Regions from separate parts of the Homo sapiens genome. Here region 2 is linked to region 1. A link is a loop called in an ENCODE intact Hi-C map of the cell type or tissue named here. Cell type or tissue: psoas muscle. All regions are shown on one strand. Each heading gives the region's core, and the rest is flanking DNA. Links, peaks and the distances in the headings are about the cores only.

Region 1 (15,716 bases), core at 5,125-13,124:
ATTCTTCTATAACCTTGGTATAGAAAAGCTTTCTAATTATGAATCAAATTCCAAATGAAATCAAATTTTAAAACTGATAACTATAATTTTAAAAATTTTCAGAGCCAAAAAAAACCACCACAAGCAAAATCAAAAGACAAACATCAAACTTGGAGAAAATATTTGCAACTTGAAGAATATTACATGTATCACTGGTAAGGAGCCAATACACCTTTAAAAAAAAAAAAGACCTCAAAAAATCCTATAGAAAGACAATCAACGATATAAATAGACAATTCACCAAGAAGACATTAAAATGCCTCTGAAACCTATGAAAAAAAATGTTCAACTTTACACACAGAGAAGTGTAAATTAAGACTTCCCTACGATACTATGTCCCATCCATCAGATTGGCAAAAATTCAAAATCCCAACAATACATTCTGTTGGCAAAGCAGGAAGGAAATAGGTATGTTCATACATCATGAGTGGGAATGCATATTATATAACCCCTAGGAAGAGGAATTCAGCAATACTAACAACACTACATATTCACTTAGTTGATCCAGCAATCTTACTTTTCTAAAAAAATTACCCTAAAGATACACCTCCCACAAGAATATACATACATACAAGTTTATTCATTACATCATAATATTGAAAACTACCTAAATTCTCAAACACAGGAAATTGGTTGAAAAAAAAAAACTATGTTACATATATACAATGGAGTAATTTCCTGCTGTAAAGAAGGATGGAACAATCGAACAATCTCTATGAACTGATATGGAGTGATTTCTAGAATATATTGTCAGGTGGAAAAAGCAAGGCTCAAAAGAATACATAATATATACTAGCACTATGTAAGAAAGAAGAGGAAACTAGGAAACATACATGCATTTGTTTATTTTTGCCAAAAAAAAACATAGGAAGGAAAAATCAGAAAAATATAAAATTGTTTACCTTCTGGGGAATGGCGGAGGAGATAGAGTGAAAGGGATACAGAAGTGACACTTTTCTCGGTATTTTTTTTGTATAACATTTAATTTTGGAAGCATATTCATAAACTACAGAATCAAAAAACAAGGATGAGGGGAACAAAAACCAAATTGAAAGCAAACGAGCCAAACTGTATTGCAAATAAATCCTAAGAAAACTGCTGATGAACCCAAATTCAGAACCACACTGATGTGGGAAAGCACTAATCCTAGTAATTGTTGAACAAAGTATATTGACTATATGTCCTCAGCATAGAAGAAAAAGAACTGCAAACTAATTGTGAACTCTTTCACTTAGACTTGTTTCTCACAGCAGTATGGGTGTACCAATTTTGAAACAATCTTCTATATACAGTATAGGATTGAGACTGAGTAAATGTGAAATAATGCTGGAAGTCAGAGTTCTAAACATAGGGGAGATCCAAATATGGGAGTAGGGACACTCATGACACATATATACATACACAAAGAGACACAGACACACATACATTTTCAAATATGTATGTGTAACTCTGAATGTGTATGTGTATGCATACATACTTGTATATTTCACAGCTGGGATGGATAGGGGATATATGTGTATGTGTGTACATATCTATCCTAGATTTGAAGGAGCCTGGAGACAATGACACTCCAGTAGTGTTAGGCATAGTCAGTGCCTAGATCTTGGTTTTTAAATACCATTCCCCACTTAAAGGAACCAGAGTTCCTTAGCAAAACAGCTGATGCCAGGACTAGGTCAGGGAAGGTAAAAGGTAAGCCTGGAACATCTTGTTTATGCCAGAAAATAAAGAAGTATTGAAAGTAATGATGGTGGCACATGAAAAGCAGACAGGAGACAAGCCTGAAGGAGATCTCACTGGCTAAACCTAGGACAATTTGAGCACAAAACAAATAATGACAATAATATATTTGAGCCCATTAAATAAAACAGGAATCAATGAGGCTATAGTGATAAAGCAGCAGCAGCAGCAGAAGAGGAGGAGAAAAGAAGAAAGGAGAGAGGGAAAGCGGGAAAACTCAAAATCAGAGAAGAACGCTAAGCGGGAAATATGCAGAAAGTAGCAGCACTGGAAAATCACCATGTTCTGACCATGCAGTAAAGACTGGCTGAGGCAGGACTCATCAACAGACACTAAATTCAGCAGGAGGGGTGGGGTGTAGATTTTGAGGAGAAGCAGAATATTTGCACTTCAAAGTGTCTTCCCACAGATCGATTATTAGTTATAAGGGAAAATGGTAACTATACAGTGCAGTAACCAGACAAGATTTTGGCCAGGAAATCAAAGTTAACATCACCAATGAGAAGCAGACAGTCATCTGACAAACCTAAACTGAATTGGAATATTCTACATCCTGACCTGGTCTTCAAGAAAACATCAATGTCATAAAAGACATAGGCTGAATAACCACTCCAGATGAAAGGTTAAAGAGACCTGACAATGTGTGACCATAAACGCAATATGTTCTCAACAAAGTACTGGCAAACCAAATTCCACAGCACATCAAAAAGTTAATTCACCATGATCAAACAGGCTTCACTCCTGAGATGCAAGGTTGGTTCAACATATGCAAATCAGTCAATGTGATTCACCACATAAACAGAATTAAAAACAAAAACCATATGATCATCTTAACAGACATGGAAAAAGCTTTCCATAAAATCCACATTCCTTCATGATAAAAACCCTCAAGAAACTAGGCATTGAAGGAACATACCTCAAAATAGTAACAGCCATTTATGACCAATCCACAGCCAAAATCATGCGGAATGGGCAAAAACCGGAAGCATTCCCCTTGAGGACTAGAACAAGACAAGGATGCCTACTCTCACCACCCCTATTCCACATAGTACTGGAAGTGCCAGCAAGAGCAATCAGGCAAGAGAAAGAAATAAAAGGCATCCAAATAGGAAAAGAAGTCAAACTAACTCTTCACAACGATTCTATACCTAGAAAACCCTAAAGACTCCACCAAAAGGCTCCTGGAATTGATAACTTCAGTAAAGTTTCAGTATACAAAATCAATGTACAAAAATCAGTAGCATTTCTATATATCAATAATATTCAAGCTGAGAAACAAATCAAGAACACAATCCCATTTGCAGTAGCCATCAAAAAATAAAAATACCTAAGAATACATCTAACCAAGGAGGTGAAAGATCTCTACAAGGAAAACTACAAAACACTGCTAAATGAAATCATAGATGACACAAATGGAAAAACATTCCACGCTCAGATTGGAAGAATCGATATTGTTAAAATGACCATACTGCCCAAAGCAATCTATAGATTCAATGTGATTACTATCGAACTACCAACATTATTCACAGAATTGGAATAAAACTATTCTAAAATTCATATGGAACCAAAAGATTGTGAATAGCCAAAGCAATCCTAAGCAAAAAGAACAAAGCCAGAGGCATCACATTACCCAACTTCAAACTACACTGAAAGGCTACAGTAACCAAAACAGCATGGTTTGGTATAAAAACAAACACATAGCAAACAGAACAGAACAGAAAACTCAAAATTAAAGCCACAGACATACAGCTATCTAATCTTCAACAAAGTTGACAAAAATAAGCAATGCGGAAAGGACTCCCTATTCAATGAAGGATGCTGGTATAGCTGGCTAGCCACATACAGAAGAATAAAACTGGATCCCTATCTTTCAATGTATACAAAAATAACTCAAGATGGATTAAATATTTAAATGTAAGACCTCAGATATAAAAATCCTAGAAGAAAACCTACAAAATACCCTAGGTTTTTGGCAAGGCCCTACCCATTGGCCTTGGCAAATAATTTTTGGCTAAGTTCCCAAAAGTAATTGCAATGAAAACAAAAATTAAACTAGTGGAACCTAATTATACTAAAGAGTTTCTTCATAGCAAAAGAAACGATCAACAGAGTAAACAGACAACCTACAAAATGGGAGAAAATATTCAAAAACTATGTATCTGACAACAGATCTACAAGGAACTAAGATCTACAAGGAACTGAAACATTGAACAAGCAAAAAACAGACAATCTCATTTTTTAAAATGGGCAAAAGATGTGAACAGGTATTTCTCAAAAGAAGACATACAGGTGACCAACAAACATGAAAAAATGCTCCACATCATTATCAGAGAAATGCAAATCAAAACCACAATGAGGTACCATCTCACACCAGTGAGAATGGCTATTACTAAAAAGTCAAAAAACAACAGATGTTGGCACTGCTGCAGAGAAAGGGGAACACTTACACACTGTTGATCAGAATGTCAATTACTTCAGCCACTGTGGAAAGTAGTTTGGTGATTTCTCAAAGAACTTAAAACAGAGCTACCATTCCATCCAGCAATCCCGTTACTGGGTGTATATCCAAAAGAAAACAAATTGTTCTACTAAAAAGACACATGCACTCATAGGTTCATCACAGCACTATTCACAATAACAAAGACATGGAATCAACCTACATGCCCATCAATGGTAGACTAAAGAAAACATGGTACATATACACCATGAAATACTATGCAGTCATAAAAAAGAATGAAATCATGTCCTTTGCAGCAACATGAATGCAGCTGGAGGCCATTCTCTTAAGCAAACTTACACAGCGACAGAAAACCAAATACCACATGTTCTCACTTATAAGAGGGAGCTAAACATTGGGTATTCATGGACATAAAGATGGCAACAATAGACACTGGGCACTGATGGGGCAGGAGGCAAGGATTAAAAAACTAAAGGCCAGGCGCGGTGGCTCATGCCTGTAATCCCAGCACTCTGGGAGGCCGAGGCAGGCGGATCACAAGGTCAGGAATTCGAGACCAGCCTGACCAACATGGTGAAACCCCATCTCTTCTAAAAATACCAAAATTAGCCAGGCACGGTGGCGCATGCCTGTAATCCCAGCTACTCAGGAGGCTGAGGCAGGAGAATCGCTTGAACCTGGGAGATGGAGGTTGCAGTGAGCCAAGATCGCACCACTGCACTCCAGCCTGGGCAGCAGAGCAAGACTGTCTCAAACAAAACAAAACAGAAACTAACTATGTGGTACTATGCTGGGTGATGGGATCATTCGTTCTCCAAACCTCAGCATCACGCAATATGCCCAAGTAACAAACCTATACATGCACCCTCTGAATCTAAAAGTTGAAAAAAAAAAAAAAAAGAAACAATATGTGATCATTGCCCGGATCTTATGCTGAAAGGAAAAATTTGGAATGTAGACAGTAGACTAGGGTAAATAATAGAGTTAAGACTAACCATTCAAGGCAAAAGTCTTCCAATTCTGAAAGGGCCTTTTGAAATCTAGACTTGGCAAATGCCCCAGCATATTCTTCCCCCACAGCTATGTCACACTGCCCTTCCCCAGTGAATATGCAGGCGTTCCAAGAAGGGCAACCAGCCGGGCCCTGAAGAGGGCAGCCCCAGAATCATCAAGTTTAATCTGCCCAAAGAGCATATATGACTTAAGTGTTTCCAGCCTTCTACAGTGGATATACTTGGCAAGAACATACCTGTAGGATCCCCTGGAGAAGACAAGGCCATTATGGAAGCCTAGAATCCAGGGGTGTGGTCTTCTTCTGACCCTCTGCCAGGATGGACATGGCCCAGAGGGCCAAAACCCAAAACTCTCCCCAGCTGGAGCTCAATGACCTGTGTAGATCTGGCAGCAACCCCAGGCCTTAGCAAGCCCCTGTAATCTTCCTCCCAATTCTGGCCGGCCCACAGGAGCTGTCGGCAGCCACCCCAGTGACTCACCCAATATAAAAATGGTGGGGAGGATGGGAAATGAGTGATCATTCACTTTGAAATGCATTTTTTTCTTCTTGGAGATTTATTCTGGATTATTGCATCTGACACCATTCATATACTGAGAATAGCTTTTGTGCAGGAAACAAAAGGAAACTGTGAGATAGCTTTTATTTTATGTTCTTAGAGATTTATTTGGTTGGATTATATCTGGCATCAGGACGCCCACAGCTCCATCAGATTGCAATGGCAGAAGACAGGACAGACCAAGTAAGGAGTCCACATTACCAAAGTTGCTGTGGCAATTCTGGAATTTCACAATGTTCTCCCTCATAGCCAGGTGAATACTACAAGATTCCAGTAGGACATCCAGAGGAGAGGGAGAGAGAAACAGGGACATGGAAATCCAGGGAGAAAGGCCTGACATATGCGATGACAGTTTTATCATCTCCTTTAGTTCTTCTAAAAGTATTTGTTCCTATGCTCTTGAATCTCATTTGAGGTCAAGATGCAATTTCAATTCAAGCTAATAACAAGGGCTCTGAGAGTGGTGTTCTGCTTGCTGGAGTCAAAGCAATGCTCAGCTGTCTATGCTGAGATCAGGTAGAGAAGAAAAGCAGGGCTGAACTTTATCTCTAAAATGAGGGTGACCTAGAGCATGGCCTCTTGTGGGGATTAAGTGGCTAATAGCAATGACACTCAATGGTCAGAGCACATGCTAAGTGATTGCTTGACAACGAGTGACCCAGTTGACTGTTGTGAAGTCCATTTTGCCTTCTTTCCTCTCCAGATAAATACCATGATGAATTCCCCAACTGATAATCACAGAGAATTCCAGTGTTTTACAAAAAACAGTCTTATCACCCCCAAATCCAAAGTGCCACTATAGCCTCATCACCTCTCGGCTTTGTGAACCAGGAAAGCATCAAGGTCTTCCTGAACAGCTCAGCCTCACAACCAAGAATGTTCCCACTTAAAAGACCTTCCAACACCACATTTTCTTTTCACTGGCCCCCGGAATATGTTATCTTGGGAGAGGGAAAGTTAAAACAAATGAACTCGCAGCAGCTGGGGAGGAAGACTGAGAATGACTCAGGAGTCATTCTCCCTCCAGACAGGGTAATTTCCTACCCAGTCATAGGCAAGGTTGAGAGCTGAGCTGCATCTTAAAGCTGCCTGGGGTGAGAGACAGGAGTTTAGTGATGTAAAGAATAACTGCTAATAAAGTACTTTCTCTCTTTATTTGCTACAATTCTGTGAAAGTCTCTCAGTTCCAGATGCATAAAACTGGAGAAGCGGTCCACAGCTCAATCACCCACCTTCTCTTCCAAAGAATCCACAAGTACTAGAGGGACAGCATCAGCAACACGCCGGGCGGAATCACTCGGGGGCCTTGGAAGACCTGTTCTATTTGCTTCTGAAGGTGAGAGAGTGGAGGACCCCAGAGAGTCTTTCCTCCCATGGAAAATTCTCATGACTGAGCAGCTTTAAGCTCTTTGGAGCCCTACGGGGCTGAGAGGGCTACTTACAAGAGAGGTTGCCCAGACTCTCCCAAGGCAGTTGCATAGCCTGATTTTAGAATAATATGTGGCCACAAAAAGAAGTCAGTCTGCTGGGATTCCTCTGGAGAGCCTGAGAAGGGGGACAGGGCAGCCAGCTGGCTGGCAGCCACTCCAAGCACAAAGGTGGGAGCCAGCTGTGCCAGGTGTGTTTAAAGTTCATCTTACCTTTGGTCCCCCAATACCTGTGTGATGGATGGCATTGTGGGAAGGTGTATTCAGCCAGTAATGCATTTCTGTCAGAGTGGCTGGAAATAAAAGGGAGATGATGGGAGGGGGGCTGCTTTTGTGCTCGGGGTAAATAACCAGTCGGCTAGGGTTTTTCTTCTTCTTCTATTCATGTTCATGGGGCCAGGAGGGACTAAAAGTTTACTGACTTTCCTAACATTCCTTCTTCTCCATAAAAATGTAAGTCCAGGGTAGGTAGGATTCCTCTCCCTCCTTGGCTGGCCAGCCTCAGAGATTTCAGTGAGCCACTCGCAGTCCCTGAATGCGCAGACCTGGCATAACAAGAAGATTTCTGACTACGGGGCATTTCTCCGTACAGAACGGCTGGCTCTAAAGGCAGTCGGCACCCAGGAGAAAACATGCCAAATAATTTTTTCTACATTAAATTATGAGGTGAGCTGAAAAAACACAACTAAATCACCCCTAGTCCAGGGCTTGCATGAGCCCCTTGACTAAGAAAATAACTTTTCAGGACTAGGTTCTGAGCAGCCATTTGGCCAAATACCAGAGTCTCTTTCTATGATCTCAGAGACCAGGAGGTAAGAACATTTTGGCCTCAGATAAGCCAGGAGACAATCACCTAAAAACAGACATCCTTGGGCTTTGACAGCCAACTCCCTCTATAGGGGAGAGAGAAGGTGTCTGGGTTAGATACCCATGGGTCCTGCTGCTACCAGCTGAAGGCCCCATGGGAACTGCTTGACCTGTGCTGGTAAAATGAGGGTGCAAGGGCAGTCCAGCCATGCTGGACGCGCAGCATGGAGCACGGATGCCCTGCTGCACCCAGACGCCAAGTATCATGCTTGCACATGCTGCAGGCAGGCGTGGCCAAGCAGGACACAGCCTTTGTGTATAAAACCACCACAGAACGAGAAAACATTGCGTCTGAAATGGGGCCAAGGCTCCTCCATTGACAAACATCTACTGTGATTCCCAGCCCCTTCTGAAAAGGCCTAGGGGAAAGTCATGGCTCCAGGCCCCCTTCCCCAAGACAGGAATGAGAGTATCACCACACACAGCCTCTCCCCTCAGTGCTACTGAGCCCCATGTGACATCCTCACAGGCCAAATCCATTCACAAAACTCAGTCCCCTCAGGACATAGATATCTAGTTTTGCCCCCATGGTTTAGAAATATAGCTGCTATACTACCTTCTACCCAAAACCCAAAACAGCCACCAAGAGCCCCACTTTGCTGGAGACTTCCTGATAGGGTTGTTTGTGTGGGTAGATTCAAGCCTGTTTGTGGTGGATACCTAGGAACCCAGCCCCTGGGAACAGAATGGCTAATCCATGATATTTGAGGGTGGTCCATGACTTCCAATGAAAAGGCATGGCACCGTCCTTGGATCTGAAGCTCCTCAAACCTTCTTCCTGACTTCCGGCGGAAGCCCCTGTGCTGCTCTTGGGAAGTAGAGCCTGCTCCCAAGCTGAACAAGCGGGTTTATACCCCGCTTGCCCCACTGTACCCCGCCAAGCAGGGCACGCCAGCAGAACTGTCCAGAGGAAGCCATGGCGCAGCCTGGCTCCCGCTAAGGCTCTCCCACCGCACTGTCGCAGGAGAGCCCGGGACGGCCTGGCTCCTGCTCTCAGAGATACCCTCAGCAGGTCGGCCAGCCCAGGACGTGGAGCGCACAAGTCATGAATTCCAGGCAAGCCACTGAAGCGTGGCTTCTCCCCGTAGCGTCAGCACCACCGGCGGCCAACAGGTGGCAGGAGAGCTTCGGGGAGCGCGCACCTGAGGCCCGCGGCTGGGTCTCAGGCTGCAGCGGCAGAGGCCGAGGTCTCCCTCTCGCTGCGACCCACGGGGGAAGACAGAGCCTGCCGGGGCTAGGAAGAGAAGGCGCAGAACGGCGTGCGGGAGCGAGCTAGCGGGGCCTCTACTTTGCGCCGCAAGCCGCGAAGCAGCTCCTGGCCGCCAGCCCCGCAGCTGCCCCCTCAGGCCTCCCTGGCTGCGTGCAGACCCGTCGCGGGACCTGGCCGGGAGCCGACCTCGACTCCACCCCCGGGGCTGGCACCCCCACCCCCGCAGACCCCAGGCCAGGGCCAGACCATCTGGGCTGTTCTGGGTCCCGCGACGGGGTTTTGAATTACTTCTAAATCATGTCCTTTGCTCCTAAAGAGCAAGCAGGCAGTGGCCGATGGAGGTGAGAGAGACAGCCCAGAGATACGGGGTCGTGGCCGTCATCGGCACCCCTTGTTGGCTTCCTGCTACAAGCCGTGATGATAAAATTACGGTTTTTGTGAAAACCAGAATGGTAACAGAGGAATTTTTCCTTTTTATAAATAACTAACATTTCCTACCACCAAATTCCAAAACTGCCAGAGGGAACCCCTTCCGCAACGCCACAGCACTTTGTTCTGCATTGCCCCACACTACACAGGCAGCGAAAGGAATCCATCAGGTTTAATTTGTTCTGCTCTGGTCAGAACTGAGGTCTCTAGAAGCCTCGCATATACTTTACCATTTTAAGTTTGAGAACCCTAAACTAATGATGTGAAACTAATGTAGTGTAACACCAAGTGCCCTCTCTGCCAGTAGGAAATAATTTCTGCAGCGCTTCTAAAAACCAAACCAAACCAAACAAATAAATCAAATGATTTTACAATGTGGAAAAGCCATGAGCGAGCCGGCTGGGCCGTGGCTCTGTTTGGGGGAAGCAGGCGGTTTGAGAGGCTCAGCGACTCAGCCGCGAGCAGTTTTCCTGGGCTGGGGTGTCTGCAGCTGGGAGCGGCATTCGAGCTCTGGCCCAGCAGGCCTCGGGAAAACAATCTGGGCCACAAATTCAACATGACAGTTTTAACAAATACGATTTCAACTTTTATATTTGGATTTAGGAAGGAGATGATGGCCTTACCCCGGAATCACTATTAAATAATAAGCTTATAACATATTTGCTGACGGCAATATAGACCCTGCTTCAAATTAACTTTAAAATGTGCTGCCGATACATACGGCTTATACTTAGAAAGAAAACAAAGCTGGTGACCGGGCAGATTGAGTCAAGAGGCAAATGTACAGAAATGTACACAGAGTTGATCAGAGTTTTTGCTACCTGAACAGCCAAAGGAGGCTTTAAAATTCAAGTTAGTTCTTTAAAGACTTATAATAATAATTTTCCCCCAACTGATTAGAATATCAGTCTTTAAACATTTAAAGCAAGCTCAAGTTCTGACCATTTCAGCTTCTCAGAAGTGTAGACATTTTTTAATGCATTTACTTTATTGTGAAATTGCAATATTTGTTAATGAAAGAGAATTGGTTGCATCTGTCTATTTTACAGGTTTTTAATATCCACTAGTCATTTGACCAATGTAGAAAGCAAATAAATATTTTCCCCTCATGTCATTTTTTTAATTTCCCAGAAACAAGTGTTCCTTTATTATCTGTGACCTACTCAAATGAGAATTATTTTTAAAGAGTTGCAGGTTTCTATACCTGCTGGAGTGTTTAGAGCCCAAAGCACTGTATTTCTCTAGAACATTTTTGTTGAGCTTTAACACAGTCTTACCTGCATATCTTATATTACTTGGAATTGGGTAACATACATCACTTTGGAAAAGATAAACAGGCTACTATAAAAGACAGGAAATAAATAACTCATAAGGTCACCTTTGGTTGAAGCAATCTTATTCTAGTACTAGAAAATATTCGTTTATTTTTTTAAAAAATACAAATAAAGGAGCAAACCTGAAAGAATTAACTAAAGATTCAAATAATACAACTGTCTGTTGCCTTGTGTCCATGTGGGGTTTCACACAAAATTGGGTTTGAGTTTATTGGAGAAATTAAGGTTATTTGAATCAACACTGAGACGTAGGTCTACAAATCATTTATCACTCACTCATTCACTAGCAGAAAAGCATCTATGGGACCCTTTTGTATGGGAAGGCTTGCGTTTCTGAGAGCAGAGGCACAAAAGAGAAGCCTTCGTTGTTGGTTAAAAATGATTACAGCTAATACCTGACCGTGGCCGATTTTCCTGTCGTTCACCACTTTAACATCGGAAACATGTGATCGGCCCTCCAGATGCCCATTATTAATTGCATGCCCTTTGATGTCTGAACATCGATGGAATCTACAAAAGCATTAACGTAAGAAAATATGCCTCCTGAAAAATTCCCAAGTCACTGACTGGTGATCGGCGCATGTTCCCATTCGTTTGCTCACCTTCAGTGGCACTGTGAAAATAGCCCCAAACCCCAGACATTTTGCCACGAGTTTGGGCAAAAAAAAATTTCAAGACTTGTTTACAGTTTCTACTTCAAGTGGGGGAAAAAATGGCACATTTGCACATTCAAGAAGTATCTGTGTAATTTAAGATAACACATTTCTAAAATGCTTAAGGTTCAGGAATTTGCATGAACATAATTATAAAGAAAGAAAGAGAGGAGAGATAAAACAACAGTTAAACAGTTCCACTGGACAAGTGAATAAAGGCACCTCATTATAAATATCTCCACTTCGCTATGTTTATTTTCTCCCAAGAGACAACTTTATTTTTTAAAGCCTTATCATGAAGGAAATCGCTGACTATAGGTAAATTTCTTTTCTCAGGCGGAACTCAAAGATATTGTTATAACATGTTTTCTTGTGTGCAATTTCAAAACAAATAGACTTTTGTTTTTACAAACCATTTATTTGGGGAGGTTTATTTGAAGAAAAATTTTCCTCTGCAAAGAAAAATTTATAAAAAGCTACATGTGCAGATTACTTGACCCACTGCCTATCATAACATCTTTACACATCTCAAGGATTTAACATAGTGAAAGGAAAAGAGTAAAGAGGGTTTGAAGGGTAGCCCAGCACGGCTTGCATGGATGGCTGCTTTCCTATGCAGAGCTCAGAAACACATCCATCCCAGAAATATTTGTTTATCATGAAAAAATATTTGAGCCACTCATACTGAATTCTTTCACATTTTTGGGCAAGGTCTTTTTGCCATCTGGAATTAGGTATGTTAGTGAAGCTTATATTTTCAAATATTAGATTTTCTATCATTGTCTGAAATTCTCTCAAAGTATTGAATTGAACAGTCTTACCTTACCAAAAATAGAGGTAGAGTGCAGCAACTAAAAATAATAATGTTTAAAGAAAAAAAAAATCTCTTCCAAAGAGTGAAGCTGAAAAAAGTATCACAGTGTACATCTTTCTAAGAGTTAAATAACCTCCGACAGAGCTACAATAAAACTGATCGGCATTCGCTATCTGAAATGATGTGCAATTAAAAGCTAAGTAAATATTTAAAACAATCTTCCTTGCTCAAAAGAAGAATTGGAAAATTAAACATTTACAGCCAGAAATCTTGGAATCTCAATTTTTATACTTTGCAAGGGTACAAAATAAATGTGGAGATGCAGTTACCAATTCTTGAAAGATTCCCTCTGCAAACAATATCATGGCTTCTACGTGTGTGCAAGCCCCGCAAACATAATGATGCATTAGCTAAACATAAACCCTCTCCGAATTCCTGGTAAATCTAAATATGTACGAAATTAAAATGGAAACAAGGAACAAGTCTAGTGTTAGTCCTTTCAAAATACTAATTTAATAACTCTCCAAGAAATAGAGTGTTTTAGGAAAGGCAACCCAGATGTCAGCATATAAAATCAAGCTATAAAGCACCCTTCAAGTATATTTCAATCATTTTTAAATATTTACATTTAATAAGGACAAGTTTTTATGGCAAGAAGAGGTAATTACACTTATCATTCATGGAAAAATGTACTTTTAATGGCTTGTATATTGATTTGCAAAGGTGAAATAGTAACCTAAAATATGTAATTGTCTTTTTTTCCCTTCTGTTCAGCAATTTGCTGCTCTGGCAAAGCAAAATATGAAATGCTAGATGTGCCGCTGTTAGCGGCGGTGAGGCCGGTGTTGAAAATATTCACTTACACACATTGTTCCCTCTTTTCTCCACGTCTCCTATTATGCTAAACTGAAACCCCAAGTATCTGTGCTTTGGGGGATAATTAGAAGAATCTTATCGGGCTTTTATAGCCCTTCCTAATGAGGCTATTTATTTGGCAAACATTAGCCAGCCGAAGGATTAGTATCACCTTGATATGGACCTTATTGAAGCTGCTACCCTCTTGCCTGCTCTGCACAAAAGCCTATCTTATCAGCAGAATAGGCTCAGTGCAGGCAAGTCATGGCTTCTGAAAATTCACCAGGGGTCAGCCTTCATTAGTCAGAAGTTCTGACCAGAAGCTGAGGCAAATTCAGGTTTGGCCACTTTGAGGCCAGTAAACCCAATCAATTCAGTGTGGTGGGTTGCTGGGAAGATGGGGAGGGGCAGGAGCCCAGCAATCATCTGGGTGAGTCTTGGGAGAAATATCACCAACATTCGGCACACAGAGTTCACCCCTGGGAGGGATCCAGGCCTCCAATTCCCAGGGACCTTCCTCCTTACAAGGAAATAAATACACTTCAGGGATCTCAGAGAGCAAAATGACATAGGCTTTCTCTACCTGTCCATGTCAGCCAGGAAAGCAAGTCAATGGGAACTGGTTACCTGTCCTAAAATACCTTGCTCCAAGCCAATGCCCTCTTATTCTGATGCTTTGACAGAATCCCAGAGGGAGCGTCTTAATTTGATTAAAAGTGATTTTGAAAGTAATTTAAAATGAATTCATAAATAAAATACTCTCACCTCTGGCAGGGAGGGCAAAGGGCTTTGCATGCCTGGACTGGGAAGTCCTGACACATTCTGGAACTCTAAGAAGAACAGACTAGAGAAATAAACCGTTCAGGCAAGCTTTTCAAAATCAGCCAACGTGGAATTCTTAGTCCAAGGCTTCTGACTTCATTTTGGGCAACTAGGCTGGAGGGGACAACCTTGGGGTGGGATGACAGGGGTTAGGTTTGCAAATGACCTAAGGTGAATAAATATTTGTAAAACACTTTGAGAGTTAACGAGCTACACAAGCACCTCGGCTATAGAAAAGGCCTCCATTCCGTCACTTAGGAAATGTTTCAGGGGATCTGATATTTGAGGCCTAAGTCAAAATGTGGCCTGAAGGAGCAGACCCCTAAGGGCAGGTGACCAGACTCTGGGTGGCAGAAGGCTCCATAAAGAACACTGTATTGTGAGTTTGCCTCGAGAAAGAAATTTTCAACTCCAAAATCTGCCATCACTGACTAGCCCTTTCTCTGTTGGTAAGCCTACTTGTGGGTTCTCTCTTGGAATGCCTGGCGACCACTCCCTTCTGGGACCCTAGACCCCTAGAATAACTGCTAGGGCAAGATGGGCATTCTGAAAGGCTGTCACCCCTCCTCCTGAGCTAGGGCTTGACAACGTTCAATCCTTAGAAGGGAGTGAGGACTGAAGCTGCTGGGTTGGCCTCCCTGCCTTTGTCTAAGACAGGCACTCTAACCACAAAAACAACTCTTGCAATTGGCACCGCTTCCATCACCATAGCAACTGGTGCTTCTAGAAAGGCTAAAGAATTGGTTTAAGATTCACAGCCAAATTTAAATTTCCTCAGCTCACTTTGCTTCTCCCTCATCCCCTACCCATCCTCTGGGACTTTCAAGAGCCTGGGGCTTTAGGCAGCTGGCAGGCTGCATAGCAACACCAGCCCACAGCTGCTGGGCTCTGCCTGGGAGAAGCGGCTGTGCACCCATGCCCAAATGCTGACTGATCACCCTGCTGAGACAGGTGAGGCCACTCAGCCTTCCGCTGGGTTTCTATAGCAACGGAATATTTGTTGGACCACTCATGGGGGAAGGGGAAGCAGGAAAGGTAGATTTTCATTCCTGTTATGGAAGCAGCTTGGGTCACAGTGAGCATTTAGGCCTCACTTGGCCAGAGAAGGCCAAGCTGGGCTCTGCTCACCGGGCAGCAGCCTTGAGATACGAGTCACTGACACCAGCAGGCTGGTGAGGAGAAAGGCATTTGGGGTCCTTATCCCCCACAACCACCACCCTCATTAGATGGTACTTAAACTAATATAATCTAAAGCCATGGATTCTGCCCCTCACATAACATGATACCCCATAGCCCCTCAAATACCTACTTTGCTTGAATGAAAAGGCACACTAGCCTCCAAACTGCCCCCAAAAGGAATAAGGATGTATTGGGGACACTCAGGCCTTGCCCCTGGACTGTAGAGGTGGGGGTTGGCAAGGACATAAAGCAGAGTTTAGTCTAAACCTTGGCCTCTTGCATACGTCTTTGGCTGCGTCAGTCTCCCCGGCTGGGTGA
Region 2 (15,716 bases), core at 3,761-11,760, 240 kb after region 1:
TTTGTAGTTTTAGCAGAGACAGGGTTTCACTATCTTGGCCAGGCTGGTCTTGAACTCCTGACCTCATGATCCACCTGTCTCAGCCTCCCAAAGTGCTGGGAATATAGGCGTGAGCCACCATGCCTGGCCCTCTCAGTTTTCTTATCAGTAAAATGGAGACAATAATTTTAAAAGTCATGTGATTACATTCTAATAAACAATGAGATAAGGTATATAAAGGTACTTAGCACAGCACTTGGTACAGAATAAGAGATCGGTAATGGCACATACTGCTGTCACTACTGCTTCTGACCAAACTACACAAGGTAAACCTTACAAAACACAATGAGTGGTGAAAAGCTCTCCATGGGCTTGAGAATCTAAGATTCTAGTTGCTGTCTTCCAGAAGAATGGCTCTTTCCTTTTTCCAGTTGTCATAAATAGAGACTCGCACATGTAGAGCAAACGAACAGATAATACATTGTGGGGTAACATCCTGATGCACACTGACTGGGGAAAGCAGCTTAATGGCAAGAAATTATGAGTGCACAGTCACTGCCCAAGTTCTTACACCCTGTGGCCACAATTTCTTTGAACCATGTCATTCTAAAATGTCTAAAGTGATGCCTACAATTCCTTGCCATTTCCCATTAGCCAAGTGGATCAAGTGGATGATCGGAACACAGAAGTGGTCCTCAAATCTTTGACCACTGGCATGCCATCAGTATAGTAGCAAAATCTATTCCATCACAGATATAAGGCTTGAAAGGAAACACAGCCACAGCCTAAGAGGCATACTGATCAAAGAAAAAACATCTACCATATCTACATACAATTAAAAAACTTTTATGACACATCAAAACCCCTCAAATTTGTATTTTTCTCAGCTTTGCATATTTCCCTTCAACTGTCACATAATATTTGCATTTAATAAAATACTACAAAGCCTGATAAACCATTTACACAGGATTTATTCTTAATTCTTCCCCGGGGAAAATAATAATCTGCTCTGGAAGCAAAAAGACAATTCCATAATCCTTCTTCCATATAACAGAACCAACCAATCCCCAAAATATGTATTTTTAAATCCACAAATTAAAAACTTCTTTCAAAATATACACTCAAAGAACTACTCCAAGGAATTTAGATGACTGAATAAGAGAGAAAAAAGGCAAAACTCAAACGAAAGTTTGATTATCTGGAATACAATGAAGAAGATACAATGCCAAACAGCTGACTTAGCAGATGGTGAAAAGCATCTGCTCCTTCTTTCAAAGATTTCTTTTTACAGTCTTAGTTACTTGCTTATGGGATTCCAGCTCAAAGGCTTTGAGCTAACTAAAAGACAGGAAAGCTAGAAACAGCCAGAAGCAGAATAGACACCACTAACAACCCAGTAAGAGACCCAAGAGGACAGGATCCAGAAAATGGGCAAAATGAAATAGAAATCAACAAGAGTTTAGAAGAACTAGAAAAGAATAAATGTAAGGACAAACAAAGGAGATCTAACATAAAGATCATTGTTGGCTGGGCGTGGTGGCTCATGCCTGTTATCCCAGCACTTTTGGAGGCAGAGGCAGGCAGATCACCTGAGGTCAAGAGATCGAGACCATCCTGGCCAACATGGTGAAACCCCATTTCTACTAAAAATACAAAAATTGGCTGGGCATGGTGGCGTGTGCCTGTAGTCCCAGCTACTCGGGAGGTTGAGGCAGGAGAATCACTTGAACCCAGGAGGCAGAGGTTGCAGTGAGCCAAGATCGCACCACTGCACTCCAGCCTGACGACAGAGCAAGACTCCATCTCAAAAAAAAAAAAAAAAACCATTGTTGCTATTTAACTGAACAAAAATACGAAACCCCCAAAATTAGAGTGTAATTTAAGAAAACTTTCTATGACTCAGAACACTTGGGGATAAAAATTTAAAAAAAAAATAAGTTTTCCAAAAATAAAGGGTTTAAATCTATAAATTGTAATATTTCAATCATATATATATATATATACTGTAGCAAAGTTAAACTCGGAAGATTAAAAAATCCTTTTGGCATCTAATCAAAAAGATCAATTCATCAATAAGGATGAAAAGAATCTGGCCAGACACAGTGGCTCACACCTGTAATCCCAGCACTTTGGGAAGCCGAGGCAGGCGCATCACTTGAGGTCAGGAGTTAGAGACCAGCCTGGCCAACATGGAGAAACCCCATCTCTACTAAAAATACAAAAATTAGCTGGATGTGGCAGTGCGCACCTGTACTCCCAGCTACTCAGGAGGCTGAGGCAGGAGAATCACTGGAACCCAGGAGGCAGAGGTTGCAGTGAGCCAAGATCGCACCACTGCACTCCAGCCTGGGTGACAGAGCAAAACCCTGTCTCAAAAAAAAAAAAAGATTCTGCTGACTTCAAACATTCACATACCAACATTCAACATTAGAAGTCAGAGGGGCAATACCTACAAAAACTTTAAGAAATGAAAGTTGAAAACCAGGAATTTTATACCCAGCTAAGCTACTTTTCAAAAATAAATGCAAAAGACAGACATTTTAGAAATACAATAAGTCAGGGAATAATTATCACTCATCCTTCTTGAGGAAACTATTAAAGGATGAACTATAAGTAACTAAGAGATGAATGGAGAAACTATACCAAAGGTATTAGCAGTAAGCAATATATTCATTCAGTTCTAGGAATACATTTAAAACAACTGTGGGAATTACAGTTACAGAATGGAATGCAAATGTTATAAACTATTAAAGGAGTTTAAAAGAGAAAGGACAAGATGAAGAAGGTATATAAAAGTAAACAAAATCTTTGAAAGATGAAAGATCAAGTTAGAGACATAAGTATACTTAAATGTGTAAAACTTAAGTACTAAGGCTGGGCACAATGGTTCATGCCTGTAATCCCAGCGCTTTGGGAATCCAAGGTTGAAGAACTGCTTGAGGCTAGAAGCTCAAGACCAGCTTGGGAAACATAGTGAGACCCTATCTCTACAAAAAAAATTTTAAAAATTAGCTGGGCATGGTGGCATGCACCTGTAGTCCTAGCTACTCAGGAGGTTGAGGTTGGGGGATCCGTCGAGCCCAGGAATCTGAGGCTGCAGTGAGCTATGATCATACTCCACTGCACGCCAACCTGGGTGACAGAGCAAGACTCTGTATCTGATTAATTAATTAATTAAACATAAGCACTAGGACTGAAAAATAATATAAACTAAAATTAAACAGTGAACAAAAAGTAGGAGAAAATATTATTTCAATATTGCTTTGAGGGGGGACCATAAATGCTATATAAAGAAATAGAAGACTATATTTTCTTTTTTTGTTGTTGTTATTAAGATGGAGTCTCACTCTGTCGCCCAGGCTGGAGTGCAGTGGCACAATCTCAGCTCACTGCAACCTCCGCCTCCCAGGTTCAAGCAATTCTCCTGCCTCAGCCTCCCAAGTAGCTAGGACTATAGGCACGTGCCACCACACCCGGCTAATTTTTGTTTTTGTATTTTTAGTAGAGACAGGATTTCGCCATGTTGGCCCAGCTGGTCTTGAACTCCTGACCTCAAGTGATCCGCCCGCCTCGGCCTTCCAAAGTGCCGCGATTACAGGTGTGAGCCACAATGCCCAGCCAGAAATAGAAGACTATATTTTCTATGTAAAATTATAGGTATATAATTTTATAGGATCTTGTAGATACCATACATAGGTATAATAGTACATATATATGTATATAATACTATATATAGGTATTATATATATATACGATATACTATATTATCCATAAGGTACTATCAAGTTATATACCTATATATAGTTATAATAGTATCCACAAGAATCAAAATAAAAATATAAACATTCCCAGTTAAGTAAAGAAAAACATAATTAAAATGAAACAAAGAAAACACAGTCCATATCATAATTTAAAATAAGGAAGAAAAAAGTATTTTGGTTCTGCCATGTTTTATAAGACTAAACTCATCTGTGCAATCAATAAATGTAAAGAACATAAATCCAACCAATCAAAATAAAGAGAAAACTTTCACGCTGGATCACAAAGCAAAATTCAATCATTAAAAATAAAAGCACATAAGCAAATGCAAAAAAAAAAACTTGTTAATAAATTATATTGAACAGGCTAATTTAGGGCAAAACATTAAAAGTCCTGAAGCGGGTAATTTGCATTTATAAATTTGCATCCACCAATGAAGATTAAATAATTACAAATATCTACACTACAAATAATAACATGGCATTGAATAAGCCCATGTAGGAAATATAGGAATAAATAGAAACATTTATAGTTGGAGACTTTAATTAACTTTTTTTTTTTTTTTTAAGAGACAGGGTCTCGCTCTATCTCCCAGGTTGGAATGCAGTGGCACGAATATAGCTTACTGCAACCTTGAACTCCTGGGCTCACGGGATCCATCCTATCTCAGCCTCCCAAGTAGCTAGGACTACAGGCAAGTGCCATTATGCCTGGCTAATTTTTTTAAATTTTTGTAGAAATGGGGTCTTGTTATGTTGCCCAGCCTGGTCTTGAACTCCTGGCCTCAAGTAATCTTCCCACCTCAGCCTCTAAACCTGTAAGTGGCAGGATTACAGGCATGCGCCACTGCACTTAGCCTAACTTACATCTCTTAACCCATGACAGATTAAACAAACAAACATAATTTTAAAGGTAGAGCTAATTGCTATACTTTAAACTCTAAAAACTGAGAATAACACTTTTAAAGCGCTCATCAAATATTCACAGAAATTAAACATATATTAGTCCACAAAGAAAATCTCAATCAATTCCAAAAAGTAGAAATAGTACTGAAAACATTCTCTGGAATGCTGATAGATAGGAATAGATGCATCCTTCCTTAATACGATAGAATATATTCTCAGTCCAAAGGCAGCATCATTTTTCTTAGCATCATTCTTTATAGGGAAATGCTAGAATTCCCATTAAAGTCAAGAATAAGACAAAAAAAAAAAAAAAGTCAACAGCTTCTCATACAAACAATAACCAATTAGAAAATATACCGAAGAAAAGATATCATTTAAAATGGCACCGAAAAACAATCTAAGAGTAACTTAACAAGAAATTTATAAATTCTATTTCCTGAAAACTTTAAAAAACTACTACTAAGAAATAGATAAATCTTACTACACGAAAAATTTTTTTCTGTACTGCAGGAAGAAGACAGGCAAAAAAAATTTTTTCTGTATGGTAATAAAATCCAACAAACAAAAGCAAAAGATAAACAACAAATTATATTTGCAGTATATACTTCCTTAGCATATAAAAAGCTCCTACATATTAATGAGACCAACCACCATTTTTTAAATGAGCAAAGGACATAATAGATAACAGAAAAGAAATTCAAATGGTTCTGAAACATAAAAACTGCTCAATCTCAATCATGGTAAATACAAATTAAAAACTAAGTTAAACCTATTAGCTTGAAAAAGATCAAAATATTTGCTAATATTCTGTTGGTGAGGATATAGAAGAAAAGGTATTCTCACATGCTGCTGGTGAATATAAGTTGATATCATCATCATGGAAGGCAATCTGACATTATCTGTCAAAACTGAAAATGTCCATGCCTTTAGACCAAACAATACTTCTAGGAATTTGTGCTGCAGACATACTCATAAATTACAAGAAAGGTAATTGCAGCACTGCCTGTAATAGCTATAGACTTGAAACAGCAAAATCTCCATCAACAGGGAACTGATTAGAAAGATTATGGTACATTTACACACTGGAATACTATGCAGCCATTAAGCAGAACAAGGAAACCATTTATCCTCTGACATGGAAGTACCTCTAAGATACATTACTAAATGAAAAAAAATATATGCATAACAATAGTTCATGAAGCATATAAAAAGGAAAGAAAAGAAATTATATGCTTGTGTATGCATTAATATCTCTGGAAGGATATACAAGAATGATGGGAGCAATGGTGAAAGATGAGGAGAGTGGAGAGTGGGAACTGGATGGTTGAGAATCACAAACAGGAAGACTTCCTACATTCTTTGGTACCTTTTGAATTCGTACCATGTGTATACCTGATCTATTTTTTAAAAATTAGTTTGGGAAAAAAATGAACAACATGCAAATGAAGTTCCCACTGTAAAGGGAGCTGGAATCCTTTAATGTACATAACCTGGTTCACATTAAAATATTTTGGCTCATGTTAACTTCTTAACATATGCCTACCTGTTTAGGTGGGTTTTTAGTGCCAATTTACAGCATAGTTTGTCTATGAGCCATGTTCTGTTGAGCCACAGCCATTTCAAACAAACATATGGCCAACAAATAACGTATAATGGCTGATAATAGTTTCAGTCTTTCCTCTATTGCAAATTACAAACATTTTATGAACAAGTCAATGAATGTATGATGAAGTATGACTTTTTAAGTTACTCTACCATTTTAAGGAATGTAAGCAATACAATCACAGTAAATTGGGCCAATGAAGTTTGTCATTTGGAAATCTCCAAACCATCAGCAATTAAAGATTTTTCCATGAACCCCAAATCAAGTATTCTTTGGGAACTTTAATTTTTCTTAAAGTTCCTTTTGTTTCATTTTATTCCATGAAACTATGAAAGACTATCAGATGCACAAAACCAAGACAAAAATCGTGCATCAATCTGTGAAATGTTTAACAGCACCCTGAATTTAAAATACAGCTTCAGTCAAATAACATGTATGATTTATTAAAGTTCTAAGACTTCTAGCACATACTTACAATACAAATCTTTCGTTACTCAGAGCAAGTCTCTTTGATATACATTCTTTAAATCAGCTGCCTTTTATATTTTGATTATAGACTATTTTAATTATGCACTAAAAAAGAACATATCTCCCACTAAGAAAATGAGCACCAGCTACTCCAAAGTAATTTCCCCAGTACAATCTCCATTAAGCCTCTAAATACTTCCTTTACTAATTCAATGAATTAGACATCTATTGTTTATGAATCACCATTATGTTTGTAGGCCTATAACCCTTCTTTTATAAAACACAATTGCTATGGAAGGAAATGATATTTATGTCTGATTACAAATGAAAACACTATTACATAAATCAGTTTGGGCATTTCTTCACGTCTTGAAACATGATCAGCAATTTACTCTAATTGGTGATCAAGGAAACTATCTTGTGATCAATTAAAGTAATTACCAGATTCCGGCAACACAACCTACCTTAATTTCAGCTAGAGTCTGCACTTCTTCAACTTTAATTAAAAATAATGAAAATTATTAAGCAAAATGCAAGGCAAGATCATTGCCAAGCACGCACATGTCACAGGACAGGACCTTCCCCTGGTGTTGGTGACTTATCAATCACATAAACACTGTCTAGTGCACCAAGTAAAGGCATTCTTTGCCACAGAACATGATTACATGTCTCACCAAGACTTTCACGTGGAACACTGTTAACTGTTCTAGCCGCTGCAAAGGAAACGTCAGATTTTAATTGTAGGCAACACAAGAATATTCTCAACTAAACTGTGAGGAACAGATCCAACCAAAGATGTATTTAATCCATGCTTTTTTTCTCTGGACTGTCAGACATATTTTTAGCACACTGGTCAACTAAGTTCAGTTCCTAGCTCTGCTATTCACTAGCTATATGACCTCAGAAAAGTTACTTAACTTTTGAAACGAGTTTCAGTTTCCCCATACGTAAAAGGAGCTAATTCATGTAATATACTTTACAGTATGCCTGGCACTCTATTAAGAACTCAGTTAATGCTAGTGATTATTATCATCATCAATAACACTTTGATATTATAGTGTCTGTGGCCTGGAAAGGAAGAATTCCTTTCCAAACCTAGCAGAAGACCAATTTGAAGGCCAAAGAAATTCACCTTTACAAGGCTCAGAAAACCAGAAACATCTTTAGCACTGTTTCTCTGAGTGGGTGTCGGCACGGGAAGATTTCCTTGCGGAACTGGCAATCTGTCAGCGAGCATCTCAGCCAAGCAGGTGACTCATGTCTCCCTGAGGAAGTGGGGCTAAAGGCCTGCTTGAGGACCATTCCCTGTGCAGTCCCTTGTGTGTCTGGGGGCAGACACAACTCCCACCAATCCTAAGCCACTAGTCTACTTGCCATCTACTTGATCCGCCACAGAGCTCAACATTTCCAATAACTCAGGCCAAGAATATCCAACTATGAAATTAAAACTGGCTTCTCCAGGCACTGAAGACAACATCCACAAGCTACTGAAAAAGCTGCCTGCTCTTCCAGGCCCCAGACGAAATGAGTCCCCCTTAGCTCATGGTAATAAGTACATTTTTTAAATGTCACTGAACAGGTCAACACCTGTGAGATAGCATGCTCACTTCTAAACACTGCTTTCAAAAGCTGTTTTCATACTGTAGCATTTTAGAGCCTTTTAAAAAAAAAAAAAAAAGCTTCAAGTCACTATTCTTGGCAATTGCCATAATAGCCTACACAGCCAATTGAAAAAATATGGCAACTCTTTAGCTAATGACATGGTACCATCTTCAACATATACTGTTAAATGAAAAGCAAGGTGCAAAACAACTTTCTTTTGCAGAATTAGGACTTTCAATACATCAGTAAATTTCTACTGAATTCCCAGGCTAGGAAAACTCCTCTTAGATAGGAGTATATTAATATAAATCCACTATTCTCCAGGTGGCAGGGTTTACATCCACAAAAAAAAACTCTACACACGATTTTACCAAAAGGCCCTTCATTTCTGTTTCATTTTTAGTGAAAGTTCTCTAACTAGATAGAGTTCACACAGCTGATGTATACCAAAAAGACATTCTGGCCAAGGTGATCACTAGCTATGAGTATCTTTTCCCTGAAGAGACACTACCGGTTTCCAAATTCCTCTGCACCTAAGTTTAAATTCATTTCGCCATATCTTCATCAGCTACTATTGGGCAGACCAATTGCCCAGTCTGATTAGCTCTTTCTTAAATTTCTCACAATCTTTCAGTTTTGAATTAGCACATTTCACCAGTTTTCTACCCATTCTTTTCTCCTAAAGCAAACAGAAGCACTGGTTTTAAAACCACCCCAAGAGAAGCCCCTTACCAGAGTTCCCTGGTGTCAAAATAACTTGTGATGCTTTGCAATTCACTGGGGCTGTTCATTATTGCCAATCAGCTGCCTCAGAAAAGTCCTGTTGGAGGTTTTCTTCCCTAATCTGCTGATAATCCTTATTTGTTGGCTTTCAGAGTCTTATGAGGTGAGAGGTATTGCAAAGATTACCAAAGTTTAGTTAGTTTTGTTTTAGCAATCCTTTTAAAAATTGTATTTAAGCTCCTTGGTACTGTCATCATTATAAAATTATAAGAAATTCTACTTTATATAAAAAAAAAACGACTTCATAGGCTTCAACTTTGTGCTTCCGAACCACTAAGATACACAAAGTACCTGCCCAAATATATTTTTAAAAATTGAGGTCAGGGGGCCGAGCGCGGTGGCTCACATCTGTAATCTCAGCACTTTGGGAGGCCGAGGCGGGTGGATCATAAGGTCAGGAGATCAAGACAATCCTGGCTAACATGGTGAAACCCTGTCTCTACTAAAAATACAAAAAATTAGCCAGGCGTGGTAGTGGGCACCTGTAGTGCCACCTACTCGGGAGGCTGAGGCAGGAGAATGGCATGAACCCAGGAGCTTGCAGTGAGCCAAGACTGCGCCACTGCACTCCAGCCTGGGTGACAGAGCGAGACTCCGTCTCAAAAAAAAAAAAAAAAAAAAAATTGAGGCCGGGCGCGATGGCTGTAACCCCAGCACTTTGGGAGACCAAGGCAGGCAGATTACCTGAGGTCAGGGGTTTGAGACCAGCCTGACCAACATGGAGTAAACCCCGTCTCTACTAAAAACACAAAATTAGCCAAGTGTGGTGGCACATGCCTGTAATCCCAGCTACTCGGGAGGCTGAGGCAGGATAATCGCTTGAACCCAGGAGGCAGGGATTGCAATGAGCCATTATCGCACTATGGCACTCCAGCCTGGGCAACAAGAGCAAAACTCCATCTCAAAAAAAAAAAAAATTTTTTTTTTTAATAGCATGCAAAATGACAGTCTACTCCCTAACTTTTCTTCTTTATAATCAACTGGTTCCTTTCAGGAGACATAACTACTACTAACACTACATAATTCCAGTTTATATATGACATAAAACTATCTTGCCCTATTACTGTAATAAAAATAATTTCTATGGATCTAGTTTTAAAGAGAGAGAAGGCAAAAGGGCTTCTGCTTAAGTTGGGATGTGTTAAGCTGAAAGTCAAGATGCTACAATAACAACCAAAAGGGTGGAGGAAGAGAACAAGTGCTCTGGGCAGAAAGAATGCCTACTCCCCCATCATCTGTGGGGCAGCCACAGCGACTCAAAAAATATTTTAAGGAAACAAAGCAACACCTAAGTTTGGCTTAGTGGTACAGTAAATACATTTTCTATAAGCAGTACACATTTTGTAAAATAGAGTATCATCCCATTTCACATCACAAAATATCTGATGTTCTAAAGCAGTTGCACACCATCAATGAAATCATGTTTATCCTTTCTTTTGCTTATTTTTAAACTGGGAATCCATTCCCCTTTTAAAAGTTTTTAAAGCACAGTTTCTGCAACATTTGCTAATATTTTCTGCAAGAAAAGTACATCATCCAAATATTAGCTCCTGGTAACTCCACAGAGGAACTTCAGTGATAAACGGCAGCAATGTGTCCATGGAAGAAAAAAGCCTGCCAGAGCCATGTTTCAGAAAACTGTGTCAAGCAAGAAGCCCAGCAAAGAAACCGTCTCATAAGTTGTCTGTATTTGTTTCAAAATCCACACACAGGTTGCAAACTTGGAATAGTCCCTGAACCTGTGAGAATCTTCAGACATCGAGCTGAAGGAAACCACAAATATATTCAGGATTTATCCTTAACCTGTTATTTTTCTCTCCTTAAGCCTACCCAACCTATAAGGGTAGGCTTAAGGAGAGAAACATTCCTACCCTTATAGATGGAAAGTAGGGATTTTTTGTTTTTGTTTTAAACAATCTTATTTAAGTATATTTATTTATTTAATAATAATTTTAATTATTTGTTAAAGAAAAATACCAGGGCTTATAGCCACAAAGAAAGGAAAGTAAGCTTAGCACTTAAACCCTATTTTTGGTATCAAAGACAAAGTCTGGTGGGTGGTATCCTTATATCCTGAAAAATGCTAATCCTAGCTATGTCTCATTCTATGGCCTTCAGCAAATCCTAAACCTCTCTTGCCTCTACTACTCTGTAAATCTGAGGCTCTGTTACTTCTTAACATCACTACTGGGTGTGAGGAGGTCTCACAAAAATGCACAGTGCTTTGCGCAGAAAATGTGCTTCTTTGGGACACTGAAGCGGTTCCAATTTGCTGGAATCATACATAAAGTAATTTTATGCCACTTTTTTAAAATCTAGAAAATTTGTTCTGTGTAGCCAAACTTAGCTGAATCTTGAATATAAATGAAAAATTTTAAGTCTCTGTGTCAAAAATTCACAAATTATGCTAGTAATTCAGAAAATAGCAATGAAGAGAGAAAACATTTAAAATAATAAATTCTTAAGTCAAATTTTTCCGCATTTCTATATAAATTATCTTAACTTCAGCTGTTGATCTAGGAAGTTTCTGGAGAGGTTGGCTTTTTTTATATAAGTAATTCACAATATCCTGAAAGAAAGAAAAATGGTTTGTTTTCCTGAGTGTATATAAACAAGATCATTTGTTTTCTCCTCCTCAGAGCAGGCTCCCATTCTGTTCTGCCACGGAGCAATCACCTTCTCTGTGCAGGTAGGGTTGACAGGCACGCAGCACACAGCAAAGCTCCATCTCTGCAAAGACTGCTCAGCTCATTTGCAATCCCATCAGAGGAAAGTCATGCAACTGGCTCTAAACCATCAGGGCAAAAAAAGCACACTGCTGGAGGAGGAGTGCACTGCCATTTGATGCAACTGCTACAGGGAAATTCTTCCCTTTTGTTTTTACAAGTTTATTATTTCATACCTTATGCAAATCATACTTTATATATTAAGCAATAATATTTGAGACATACTCAAGTCAAATTAAAGGCTTCAATAGCCTTGCCAAAAGCACTGTGATTTTCCTATAAAAAATTATTCCAATTTGTTGATCTTACATAGGATGAAACATACTGTAACAATCTTCATAATTTATGTCCTGTTGGGACACAATGATTTAAAGTAACATAATACAAAGCTGCATCACAGCTAATCTAAACCACCTGACCAGATAAACACCAGCTTCCCTTCTCTCTTCAGCAAGGGCATTTCTGTTTATTGTCATATCATTTCCTCATTCTAGGAACATGCAGAATAAATGCAGCCAACCTACATTTCAGTGGGAGGCTGAGCCGGTCTTTCCCATGTCAGGAGGTTTGTGAGCATACAGGTACCAGTACAATGTCAAGGGTTTATAAGATAGAAAACAGTCCAAGAATTCCACCCTCAAAATCATTTATGGCAAAGCAAATATGGATTCATCCAGTACAATCTGGACCAGGTGTGGTGTTATAAACCACAGTCTTTTGGTTGTTGTTTTTGGGTTGTTGTGTTTTTTTTTTTAATGTCACTGAAGAGGTAATTCTTTAAAACAAATTATAGGGCTTAACTCTGAGCCAAATTTTTATAACTGCTTCAATCATGCCTCATGCCATGCTCACGGGCACTCATGATCAGATTAACCAAACCGAAATGCCTATATTAACCAACGTCTCCTAGGGGTGAGGAATCTTGGTAGAAGAAAAAGACAAAGAGCACAATATGGCATTGACCATGTTCATTTCTGGTGTACAACTGCATAGGCAGATTTCAAATTGCAAAGTTTCTCCAAGGTCCAAATACCTTCACCCTCCTCACACATGCAAAACCTTACTAGGCACAGGGAGGTTTTTAGGGGAACTTAAGGGAAGGGTTTAAAGTTTCAATCATGAAAGAAAAAGTGCAGGAACACATGTGCATTCGGCAGATAACAATTCACTGAAAATATTTTAAATCAAAACAAAACGCCTGTCTGACCAAATTTTTATAAACTTGGTTGGGGAAGAGGAAAACAATTTTTTAAGGGTGGTTTCAAATGTTGCTTTCTGCTGTTGCTGAGAATTTTCAAAGCTTTTCATGCTCCATTGGAAGCAGCTCTGCTTCACAAACTGTTCTAGTAGGTCTTGCCAAAGAAATGGTCTGATACACTTTGTTACAAGTTTATTAATTTGCTTACCCAGGCAAATATATATAATTATCTTTGCTCATAAAGATCAGTGTAAAATAGGATCCCTCCACTGAAAGCAATGAGATTACTAAAACACAAGTGGATGAGACAGTACTAGCAGACCAGGCATTTGCTCCCCAACCCCAGCTCCACTGCAGTCCACACTGCATTCCTACCGGTCCCAGAAGGCACAGAACCCAAGACAACTTGACCAACACCATTTTTCAGTCTCTTGTGGGTCTCTGTACAGGAATGGAGACAGCAAGTAGTGACATTTCTGTCACAACCTGGAGCCTTTTGATTCAGGAAATTAAAGGGAAAATATAATTTTGAAGTATCCTTTTCAGGCAACAGACATTCAGTAACTTGGGTCTGAACTTTACACCATGAGCATTTGTAAAAGTTTAAAGTAATAGATTACAAATCTGCAATACTGGTGGCATTCTGAGTGCTATCAACAGTGACTTTTCCTTAAAAGTGATTATTTTTTGTCCTAAAGCACTCGTAACCTAGACTGAGGCCCCACTTGCTAATTCATGTTTCCGTGATCTTTGCACCTTATGTATACCGTCCCCAGTTTTCAAAACCACTTCAAAATCAGATCACACTGCTCCGAAGTCACAAGTGCTTCGGTCACCATGGATTTCTATGGCCTCATGAATGGAAGGGGTTTTCTGATGACAAACAGCCTGTCCCTGGGCTATAATGTGAATGTCATCAAGCCCAGACCTTCTCATAATCCTGGTTTTTCATTTTTATTAATCCATGTACCAGAAGTTATCCCAGCAATTCCATTTCTAGATTTATGCTGTATGGAAACTCTTACACTTATGCACAAGGAGACATAGGATGCTTGTTACAGAACTGACCGTACTAAAACCATGAGAAAGACTCTAAATGTCCATCAATAAGGAAATTAATAAATGATAGTTACTTTATTTATGTATTTGATTTGCAAAGGAATAAGACATTTTAAAAATACATTTACTTTATCAGAAACAATGCAATATGATGGAAAGAGCATCAGACCAGGAATCCAAAACCTGGGCTCTCAACCCAGACCTTAAGCAGGCTGTATGACTTGGCTGGGCTGCATTTCCCATCTAGGTAAGATGAGATGATATGAACCAATCACACAGCACAGTGCCCTCACATACACAGTAATGTTCAAATTTAAAACTAATAATATTATCATCTAGTATACACAAGGAACAGGATATCTCTGATTACCTTCTATTTTGGTATTAATCATAAATTACTTTTTTATTTTCATCATCTCAATGGCAATACCTGAATAGCCTCTTTTCTGATCAAGTAGTACCTTCTGAACATAACTTGATTCTTGCTGACTATGGATCTGAGTGTATCTCAGAGTCATTACTCTGACCACTGATTCTCATCATTCAGTTCTAGGATGAAGAAGAGGAGGGGAAAATATAATGAGCATTTATAAAATAACTACTCTGGACCAGGTACTTACTGCAGCCCTGTGAACAGGTTTATCATTCCTATTTTACAGAGAAGAGAACTGAGGCTCTGAGGGGTTAAATCACTTGCCCAAAGTCACGCACCTCATAAAAAGTGAGGCTGGGATGCAAATTCAAGTCCCCTATGTCCAGCTCCAAAGCCTCCATGTGTGCATCTTTAGGTACAAATCCCTGATGTCAGATTATACTTTTTCCATTTTTTTTTTCTTTTACTTAAAAGTAAATTTTAGCAAAAATAAGTTTCCTACAATCTTTTTTTTTTTTTTTTTTTTGAGACAGAGCCTTGCTCTATTGCCCAGGCTGGAGTGCAGTGGCATGATCTTGGCTCACTGCAAGCTCCGCCTCCCGGGTTCACGCCATTCTCCTGCCTCAGCCCCCCCAAGTAGCTGGGACTACAGGCACCCGCCACCACGCCCGGCTAACTTTTTTTTTTTTTTGGTACTTTTTTAGTAGAGACGGGCTTTCACCGTGTTAGCCAGGATGGTCTCAATCTCCTGACCTCGTGATCCACCCGCCCCGGCCTCCCAAAGTGCTGGGATTACAGGCGTGAGCCACCACACCCAGCCCCCATAATCTTATTTTTTAAATTTAATTACAAGAGATAAAGTATAACAGGTTTTAGAAAAAGAAAAAATTATTACGTAGTTTTTTTCCCTGTGCCCTTTTTTCCAAAACTGTTATAATATTCATTTAATTGTGTATCCTGAATCACTAAATACTATTAAAACATCCGACTCATTCTCCATGTGGCACCATGGTTTTCTTTACTTATTTTTAGAAGCTTCACAGTCTCACATACAGCGAGTAACTGTCTCTTTTAGAAACCATTTTATGGTTTCATGTAGAAGAGAGACATGTATACCAAATATATCTTTTAAAAGCCAGGCCTTCTGAATATAAAGATCTTTGAACTCTCTATCAACATACATTGCAGTTTCAGGGGCAAAATTAGAAGAGCAATTCTATACTTGGGGATTTATGGAATAAATGAAAAAGTTTTTTAAAAT

What was found. Hi-C counts contacts between places; a loop is a spot of excess contacts. Peaks named below come from ENCODE experiments on the same cell type or tissue, not always from the same donor. Only the 100,000 strongest peaks of a DNase experiment are listed, where the experiment ranks them.
Region 2: a loop joins it to region 1, with 2.5 times the contacts of the local background. A loop is called at or near these places in 3 of 110 quality-filtered maps.

The regions. Positions count from the first base shown.
Region 1 is chr5:135,185,036-135,200,751 of GRCh38, reverse strand. The region is part of intron 3 of PITX1-AS1 (PITX1 antisense RNA 1); the gene reads right to left. Among named protein-coding and RNA genes, the nearest start is that of LINC02900, 55 kb to the left of the region's middle. RefSeq lists a silencer at 9,332-9,511. In psoas muscle, for the core only: a CTCF peak has its summit at 9,227 (motif pointing right); DNase peaks (open chromatin) are centred at 5,671 and 9,211; H3K4me3 peaks cover 1,075 bases; H3K27ac peaks cover 562 bases.
Region 2 is chr5:134,941,396-134,957,111 of GRCh38, reverse strand. The region is part of intron 2 of PCBD2 (pterin-4 alpha-carbinolamine dehydratase 2); the gene reads right to left. Among named protein-coding and RNA genes, the nearest start is that of CATSPER3, 19 kb to the left of the region's middle. In psoas muscle, for the core only: no CTCF peak of the experiment used is centred there; a DNase peak (open chromatin) is centred at 7,951; H3K27ac peaks cover 2,112 bases.